3 separate regions of the Mus musculus genome follow, and all the other regions are linked to region 2. A link is a loop called in an ENCODE intact Hi-C map of the cell type or tissue named here. Cell type or tissue: left cerebral cortex. All regions are shown on one strand.

Region 1 (2,500 bases), 49 kb before region 2:
GAAACCCTGCCTCAAAAAAAAAAAAAAAAAAAAAAAAACAACAACAACAAAAAAAACAACAAATATAAAATCTTTTCCCTTCCCTGAACACAATCATTGTTTGTCATGGTATCACATCCCAGACTACCACCCCTGTTATCTGGAGTAAAACTTTTTAATGTAAAGATTATAAGGGCTGGTGTGGAGGCAAAAAATAGTCAAAAGGGTAATGAATGGGCAGCAGTTGTTTCTGTAACTTTAACAACTGGCCATTCAGCCAGTTTGATGGTGTAAGCTCTTCTTAGTGACAGATGGCCCAAATCTCCAAATGTTGCACCAAGCCCAGACAGGAGGACACTTAAAGCAAAACAGCGTCAAGACACTTCACATGCTGTAAATTATGTCTTCCTTTTTTCTTTTTGAAAGGTTTTGAGAGGATTTTGTGGCTTAGGGATCATAGGTCCCTGGCTTGAGGCCTAGGACTTACCCTGAGATGCTACTGGAGATGGACTGAACTTTCAGTTTTCTTTTTCCATGCTGCGGTCCTGTCCTTAGAGTGTGAAGGAAGAAATTCACTCAGCTGTGCTGGGCAGTAATGTTAGTGGTCTCTGCTCGATCATGTGTTCTGGCATGCCAGCATACAAAGCCAGTATGCCAGTGGAGCCCACGTAGGCCAGAGTCACTAAAGAGCTATGCTGGGGTGGCTAGGGAGAAATCGTCCTTCCTCGGATCGCAGATAAGGGGACGCCCCTGCAGACATTTTTAGGAGTGGAGAGCCGAGAACAAGTCCTGGGTATGGTGGCTTCTGCTGTGGCTCCAAGCACCTGTTTCAAAGCTCCAAAAACTTCTCTTTGAGTTTTTCCCATACAATGAAGGGAAAGACGAGGGCTCCAGGAAGGAAAATGAGCCTCAAAGTGCAGCCTAAGGACTATGTCTGCACCACAGAGACAGCAGCACAAATGAATCCAGAGATGGGGCACACACTTAGTCCACACATCATACATATATTTAAGCCTAGCGTTTGTCAGGAACTACTGGGGCCGCCACCATCAGTGGGCAACACGAGCAAGCAAATAGTCACATAAAATGTAGTGATGCAGATCAGTGTAGCGGTGAGCCACTGTGCCCTGGCCCTCAGCCACTCAGGGTCGGGTTTACGTGACTGCAGCCAACGGGAGAAACTGGTCCCTTTTTATCCATGCATCCTAACCTGGCACCTGTACAGGGCGCACTCAGAAAGCGCCGGATGCTAAAGAGAACGGAGGAGTGGATGGTTGGTTATTTGGATGAACGGTTGTTTGCACCTGAGCATGCGCAAGCCGCAAGCTCGACAGGATGTAACTAACCAGTGCCAGGCGGGTGCCTGAACCTGAGGAGCTAGAGGTGTGAGGGACGGAGCAGTAAAGGAGAACCCCGCCACACCCCCTGAAGCCACGCCCCAGGCACGGCGCCCTCTGGGAAGTGTAGTCTGCGCTTGCGTCGTTACCGCTGTGAGGCTGGGGGCTGCGGGCGGAAGCGGGACCACCCCTCCCGGGATGCGAAGCGCCAGACCGACCCAGACGAGCCAACTCTGCGGTTCTCGGTGTAGCGAGTTCCCCGGCCCCGCTTCCTGTCGTGCAGAACTGGGCCGCTGTCCCCGAGGGTCTCGAGGGTCTCGGTGCAGCCTCCAGCCAGAGCCGCACCGGAAGCTGGGTGGGCCAGGGAGTCGCGAAGCTGAGTTCCGCCATGGCGCTCCAGGTAAGACGAGCCGTTGCGGACCGACGAACGCCGCGGTCGGGCTTCTTGGTGCAGCGCAGTCCCCAGGGCAACAGGCCCGGGAGGATCCGTCACCGCCGACTTTGAGCTCGAGTGAGCCGATCAAGGTCGGCCAGTGCCCAGAATTCCCTAACCAGAAGTCTAAGGCTCTCCCCTTCTCCCAGGACACACGGACCTGGAGCTTTTTTTCTACCTGGGGAACTCATTCCTTTGGCTTTTCATTACAAGATCGTGAGAGGGTGTGCACGACTGAAGCCTCAGCAGGTCTTGGGGGAATAACTAAATCTGACATTTATTTTTGTTAAGATACGTAATCCCCGTGAATTGGGCCGGAAAAGTGGGGAGAAAGAAAACAGATCGAAGTTAATGCTGGTAAAATATGTCAGTCCCAGAGCTGAAGAAGAGCCACATCAGTTGTTGTGGCCTAGGTACAGTTTCGGCAGGATCGTGGGCTGTGAAGATGCCAGGGCAGTTGCTGCACTGCCTTCTGGGTAGACACCCAGAGTCAGATGTGCAATTTTGGTCCACGAGCTTTGGCCAAACTTAGGCAACTGTGTTGAGGTCGTGGCTGGACATCACTAATACCCCACAAGAATCTCAGGAGAAACGATAAGCCAGGTAAATCGAACATTGTCTGGCCTGGAAGCGTCTTTTTTAGCTATGGCTAACAGGTAGCCCAAGACTCTTGCTCAGATACTCCCACTGGCCCCATCCTAGAGTCTGCTTATTTGGGTTTTCTGTTCTGTAGATGAGGGAATTGAACCAC
Region 2 (2,500 bases):
GGTACTTGCTCTGTGCCTAACGATCTGCATTTGGTTCAAAACCCACATGGTAGCAGATAACTCAAAAAAAAAAAAGTTCTCTCACCTCCACACATGAGGTAGACATAATAAACACAATAAATAAATATGTAAGTGCAATGAGTTTTGTTTGTTTGTTTGCTTGCTTGCTTGCTTTTAGCTTCCAGTTCTCTGTGAATCCCATGCACACATACAATCTAGTATTATCATCCTGGTCTGGTCACTGAGATACATAATGGTGACCTAAAAAGATGTCTGCTTCTCCAGGCTGCCATGGTTTGGGGCTCAGGGTTGTATACCCCTGAGGGACGACACTGCTACACTTCGGATGCCTAGGAACTCCCACCCTCCTGGTTCCTTTGTCCCCCACTCACCCAAGGAGTTCAGGGCCTCCAGGGTCTCTCTCATGGCCACCAGGAGTGGCTCTCCTAGGTGATCAGGCCACAGACCCTAAAAAGACAGCCCTGTTCAGATTCTTCCTGATGGCCTCCAGCTAGGTCTCAGCTATCCCCAAGAACTCCAAAGTGAAGCCCTAGGCACAGGTGAGGGAACAGAGGCCTCTGAAGATGAATACCCAATCACATGGAGCCTCCTGCAAACTCTGCTTGGCAATGGATATCAGCCCTGGTCCCCACCTGTCAAGTCTTCAAAACCGTCCCCAAACCATCAGCAGTCACTCACCACCCACTGTGTCTTTGCCAGGGTAAGTACAGGGACCACTTAATTCTCTGGACCAAGATGGGGAGAGGGAAGCTACACGTGGACCCTTCAGCCCCTAGGGCAGTAGCTAGTGAAATGAGAGCCAGCCCTGGAGGACCAGTAACACTTTAGGGATACGGGGGTGGGAGGAGGTGAACAAGGGCTATTGCAGAGGTAGTAAATGACTCTGACTTCCTCTCCCTAAACCCCTACCTCAAAGACTCACAACCCCCATAGGACTAACCGGGCGAGAACAACCCCCACACCAGGCCAGGACACTCCCCGATTTTTGCACTTCTCAGCTCCACTTCCAACCGGTTCTCTGCCCCTCCTTTAGCAGGCTCCCCTCCCCCTTCCCTGGCAGCCTTCCCTCTGCCCCTCCCCTCTCGCTGCCTTCCGCCCTCTCTCCCCACCAAATCTGGCAGCCTTTTGGGGCTCCTCCTCTTGCCCCGCCCCTTTGGCTCCTCCCTTGCGCGCACCCGTCGGGTCAACCCCCAGGGGCCCCCTTCGAGTCGGCCCTCAGCAGCTACGGCCTCTCCCGACCCTCCTCTACCAGCAGTCTTGGGCAGCGCTCCCCTCCCCCTTCCTCCTGTGCCCGCCCGCCTAGTTCTCCGCACGCCACCCCCTCCCCAGGCTGCACACTCCCTCCCTTCCTTCCCCCTCCTCTTTTCCTTCCTCCCCCCCCCCACTCCCGCCCTCCCCTTCTCAGCTGCTCTCCCCCATCCGCTTGCCCCTCCCCTCTCCTCCCCCACTCGGGTTTCTTTTCCTTCTTTCCTCTCCTCAGTTCCCTCCCCCTCCCCCACACCAGCCTCCCCTCTGCTTCCCTCCCTCCCGCTGCTCTCCTTCCCCCCTCAGCGGCCCCCGCCTCCCTTCCCCCTCTGCCTACCCTGCAAGCTCCGGCTCCGCTTCTCTCCCCTCCCGGTCCCCAGCCTTGTTCTTCCCCTCCCCCTCCTAGTCCGCTCCCTAGCTTCCAGGTCTCACGCCCCCCATCTTGGGGGGGGGAATCCAAGCTAACCCCACATTCTCTGGACCTACTCCCTCGTTCTGCCCCTCCCCATACCCCTTTCTTCCCAACACACCTCCCTCTCAGCAGCCCCCTTGCCCATTTCTGCTCCCCACTGACTTCACGCCCTCTCCGGAGTTTTCCTTCTGACTAGACTCCCCCCAATCCCCGCCCCTGTTAGAGCTCCGGAGTCACTCCGGGTCCCGGCCCCCTGCCCTGCTCTAGGCTCACCTGTCAGCGTCCTTCGCTCCCGACCAGCCCCATCCCTGAGCCCGTTTCCTGCCCTTTCGCACTGGACCCTTCCTCTATCCCGAGGAACCCTACTCCCGCTCCTGGGGATCCTCCCCGCAGGCCCCTCCCGCCCTCTTCCCACCTGCTCCCACCGGGCCTCCCCGAGTCCTTGCCCTCCCCTCCAGTTTCCTAGTCTCCCCATCTGCGCCAGGACCCTCCCTCCTGACTCCCTTCCCTCCTGGTCTGACCCCCCCCCTCCCCCACACTCGCGTCTGCGCGCCCCTTCCCTCGGGGTTGTCACCTGCCGTGGGTCGGCAGGGCTTGTAAAGCTCCGTTTGGGTGGCGGGGGAGACGCCTGCCCGGGAGTCTCGGGTGTCCTTACCTGGCGGGCTCCTGCGGCTACGTGCCGCGGCCCGCTTCGGGGACCCAGGCGCTCGGGCCTCCGGTCCCGGGCGGCCGTTTGCACAATGGCGCCGGCTGCCTGCAGCTTGGGTGCGGGCTGCCCGAAAGACTCCGGGACTGACAGCCCTGAAACTTCGCGGGGAGGGG
Region 3 (2,500 bases), 60 kb after region 2:
GTTGGGGTTTTATTGCTGTGAACACACACCATGACCAAGGCAACCCTTCTAAAGGATAGCATTTAATTGGGGCCGGCCTACAGGTTCAGAGGTTCAGACCATTATCATCAAGTCAGGAACATGGCAGCATCCAGGCAGGCATGGTGCAGGAGGAGCTGAGAGTTCTACATCTTCATCTGAAGGCCACTAGAAGAAGACTGGCTCTCATGTGGTTGGGGGAGGGTCTCATTGCCCACTCCCACGGTGACACACTTCCTCCAACAAGGCTACACCTACTCCAACAAGGCCACACCTCCTAATAGTGCTACTCCCTGGGCTAAGCATATTCAAACCATCACAGACTCTGTCTCAAAATCTAAGATATAGGCTGACTAAAGACAGCCCATAGGGTTGGAGAAATGGCTCAGCGGTTAAGAGCACTGACTGCTTTTCCAGAGGTCCTGAGTTCAATTCCCAGCAACCACATGGTAGCTCACAACTATCCGTAATGGTATCTGATGCCCTTTACTGGTGTGTCTGAAGTCAGTTACGGTGTACTCACATATATAAAATAAATAAATATATTTAAAAAAAGACAGCCTGTAACACACACACACACACACACACACACACACACACACACACACACAGTAAACCCAGCATGATGGCCAAGTTTGTAATCAACAGCACTTAGGCTCAGTGAGAGACCCTGTCTCAAAATTCAAAGTATAGGGTGTGTAGAATAATTTATCATTTATCCTTTAGGGAGCCTTATAAGGATAAATTTGGAATTTTAGATTTTTAAAAAACACAGAAATATTGTAAGAATGTGTTTTTCTTTTAATCCCAGATGTGGGGATAAGAGACTGCCTCAGACTGTCCACAGAGGCTAGTTTTGCCTGGTGCTCTCCCAGAGTCATAGTTTTGCCAGCTGCAGATAGTTTCTGCAGTTGTGTGACTTTTAGAACTCTGGGAACTTTTCAGAGGGTGTAGAAATATTAGAGGCCTGATAGGTTGGTTGGTGGTCTTTGCGGGGGGCGGGGGGGGGGGGACGGGAGGTGTTGGTTGTGGTTTGTTCGTAGTCGTGCTCAAAGAAGAAACCAGAAGAAAGAAATAAGATTCAAGCATCTGTCTCTCCCCCCTATTCTTTCTCACCTATCTAATGTTAGGGGGTGAAACTGAGGGGATAAAATGGTGGGAAAAAGAAGAACCCACAAAGTAGCAAAGAACAGCTACAGAGGCTCGGATGTGTACCTCCAGTCCCTGCCCCCTCAACCAGCATGATGGCCCAGCCTGTAATCAGCAGCACTGAAGAGACTAGGCAGGAGAATAAGGAGTTCCAGGTCAGCCTGGGCTAACAGATGACATGTTATGTTTTTGTTTTATTTTGTTTTTAAGAAACAAAGAAAGATATGTCCGGAAAAAGTATTGCTCTTCTTGATTAACCTTGTTGACCTGTGGACCTGTGTGCAGGCTGGAGTTGACCACAAGTCCTAGCAGGACCTCCAGGCTGGACTACATTTCCCGTGAGCCTTTCTGTCTCCGCGAAGCGGCAGCTGTAAAAGGCTGCGCTAGTACGACACTATTCCAGCTCACCACTACCAGAGCCAACTACTGTGCTACTGCCTCCCGCTGTAGGAGAGATTACTTTGCTGCCTCGTGTCTCCTTACCCAGGCGTCTCGGCTCCGGGAGCCCAAGTCCGGAGTGGGCCGCGGTACACTTGGAACAGGCTCGGAGGGAGGGGGTCTGCACGGCCACCAGAACCAAGCCATGGAGCTTGGGGAGTCGGGGAAGGTAGGACGGGAAAGCACCGGGCTACTCTCCCTTCTGTCATGCATCCTGGTCTGGGCTAGCGGATGAGTTAGCCTTGCAGGGAAGTGTTCACTCACCTGCCTCGTTTGGGAGGTATTACTCCTCCACGTCTGAGCATCCCACCCCACTCCCCTCCCTTGTGTCATCCACCCCTGCTTGTGGCCGCTCTGCCAGTGGTCCAGGGGTGGAGGCTAGCCAAGCTTCGTGATGACCAAGTGCTGCTGTTTTTCCTTCCTCTTCTTTTTTTGCGTTTCGAAGAAGCCTTGCTTTAAGACATAAGAGGCTGGAGGTAGGACGCCAGTGGGTGCCAGAGGGTGGCTAACGGAGAAATGAAGTAATTGCCTGGTGTTTCTTAGTTCCCCCTTCCCGGGTTAGGACTGAGAAGGGGAAAAAAGGCTTCTGGCATTTTCTTGCATACTTCTATTTCTAGTTTATCTGCTTCGTGAAGAATGTGGACATAGTTTAGAAACACACTCCACAAACTTGTTTCAAGGCTTTGGCAAGAGGAGCCTTTGAGATGAGAGATGAGGTACGGTAGAAAGTGGTCCAGAGCAGAAGAGCGAGCCTTGCTTGAAAGGGTTGCTAGCTTGTGGGCACACTGACAGAGAGACAGTCAGCCTTTTAGGATTAAGGTCTTTGGCAGTGTTATTTTGTAGCCAGTTCTTTTGTACAGAGCTAGGAGTGCTGAGGTTCAAACTCTGGTTCTTA

Evidence for each region. Peaks named below come from ENCODE experiments on the same cell type or tissue, not always from the same donor. Only the 100,000 strongest peaks of a DNase experiment are listed, where the experiment ranks them.
Region 1: it touches region 2 in a loop (3-fold over the local background); 10 of 42 quality-filtered maps call a loop at or near these places.
Region 3: a loop joins it to region 2, with 8 times the contacts of the local background. A loop is called at or near these places in 10 of 42 quality-filtered maps.

What each region holds. Positions count from the first base shown.
Region 1 is chr6:48,394,172-48,396,671 of GRCm38, forward strand. Krba1 (KRAB-A domain containing 1) reads left to right here and starts at 1,415. Exons shown (of 18, transcript NM_001347152.1): 1 at 1,415-1,716. The coding sequence starts at 1,705. Gm16630 (predicted gene, 16630) reads right to left here and starts at 1,237. Exons shown (of 5, transcript NR_152250.1): 1 at 467-1,237. In left cerebral cortex, no CTCF peak of the experiment used is centred here; DNase peaks (open chromatin) are centred at 1,359, 1,784 and 2,160; H3K4me3 peaks cover 1,744 bases; H3K27ac peaks cover 1,844 bases.
Region 2 is chr6:48,443,020-48,445,519 of GRCm38, forward strand. Zfp467 (zinc finger protein 467) reads right to left here. Exons shown (of 5, transcript NM_020589.2): 1 at 2,334-2,500; 2 at 393-468. The coding sequence starts at 426. Among named protein-coding and RNA genes, the nearest start is that of Zfp467, 1.6 kb to the right of the region's middle. In left cerebral cortex, no CTCF peak of the experiment used is centred here; DNase peaks (open chromatin) are centred at 1,197 and 1,548; H3K4me3 peaks cover 1,867 bases; H3K27ac peaks cover 1,916 bases.
Region 3 is chr6:48,502,777-48,505,276 of GRCm38, forward strand. It overlaps the pseudogene Zfp862-ps. Among named protein-coding and RNA genes, the nearest start is that of 1700026J14Rik, 33 kb to the right of the region's middle. In left cerebral cortex, a CTCF peak has its summit at 1,564; a DNase peak (open chromatin) is centred at 1,568; H3K4me3 peaks cover 1,206 bases; H3K27ac peaks cover 811 bases.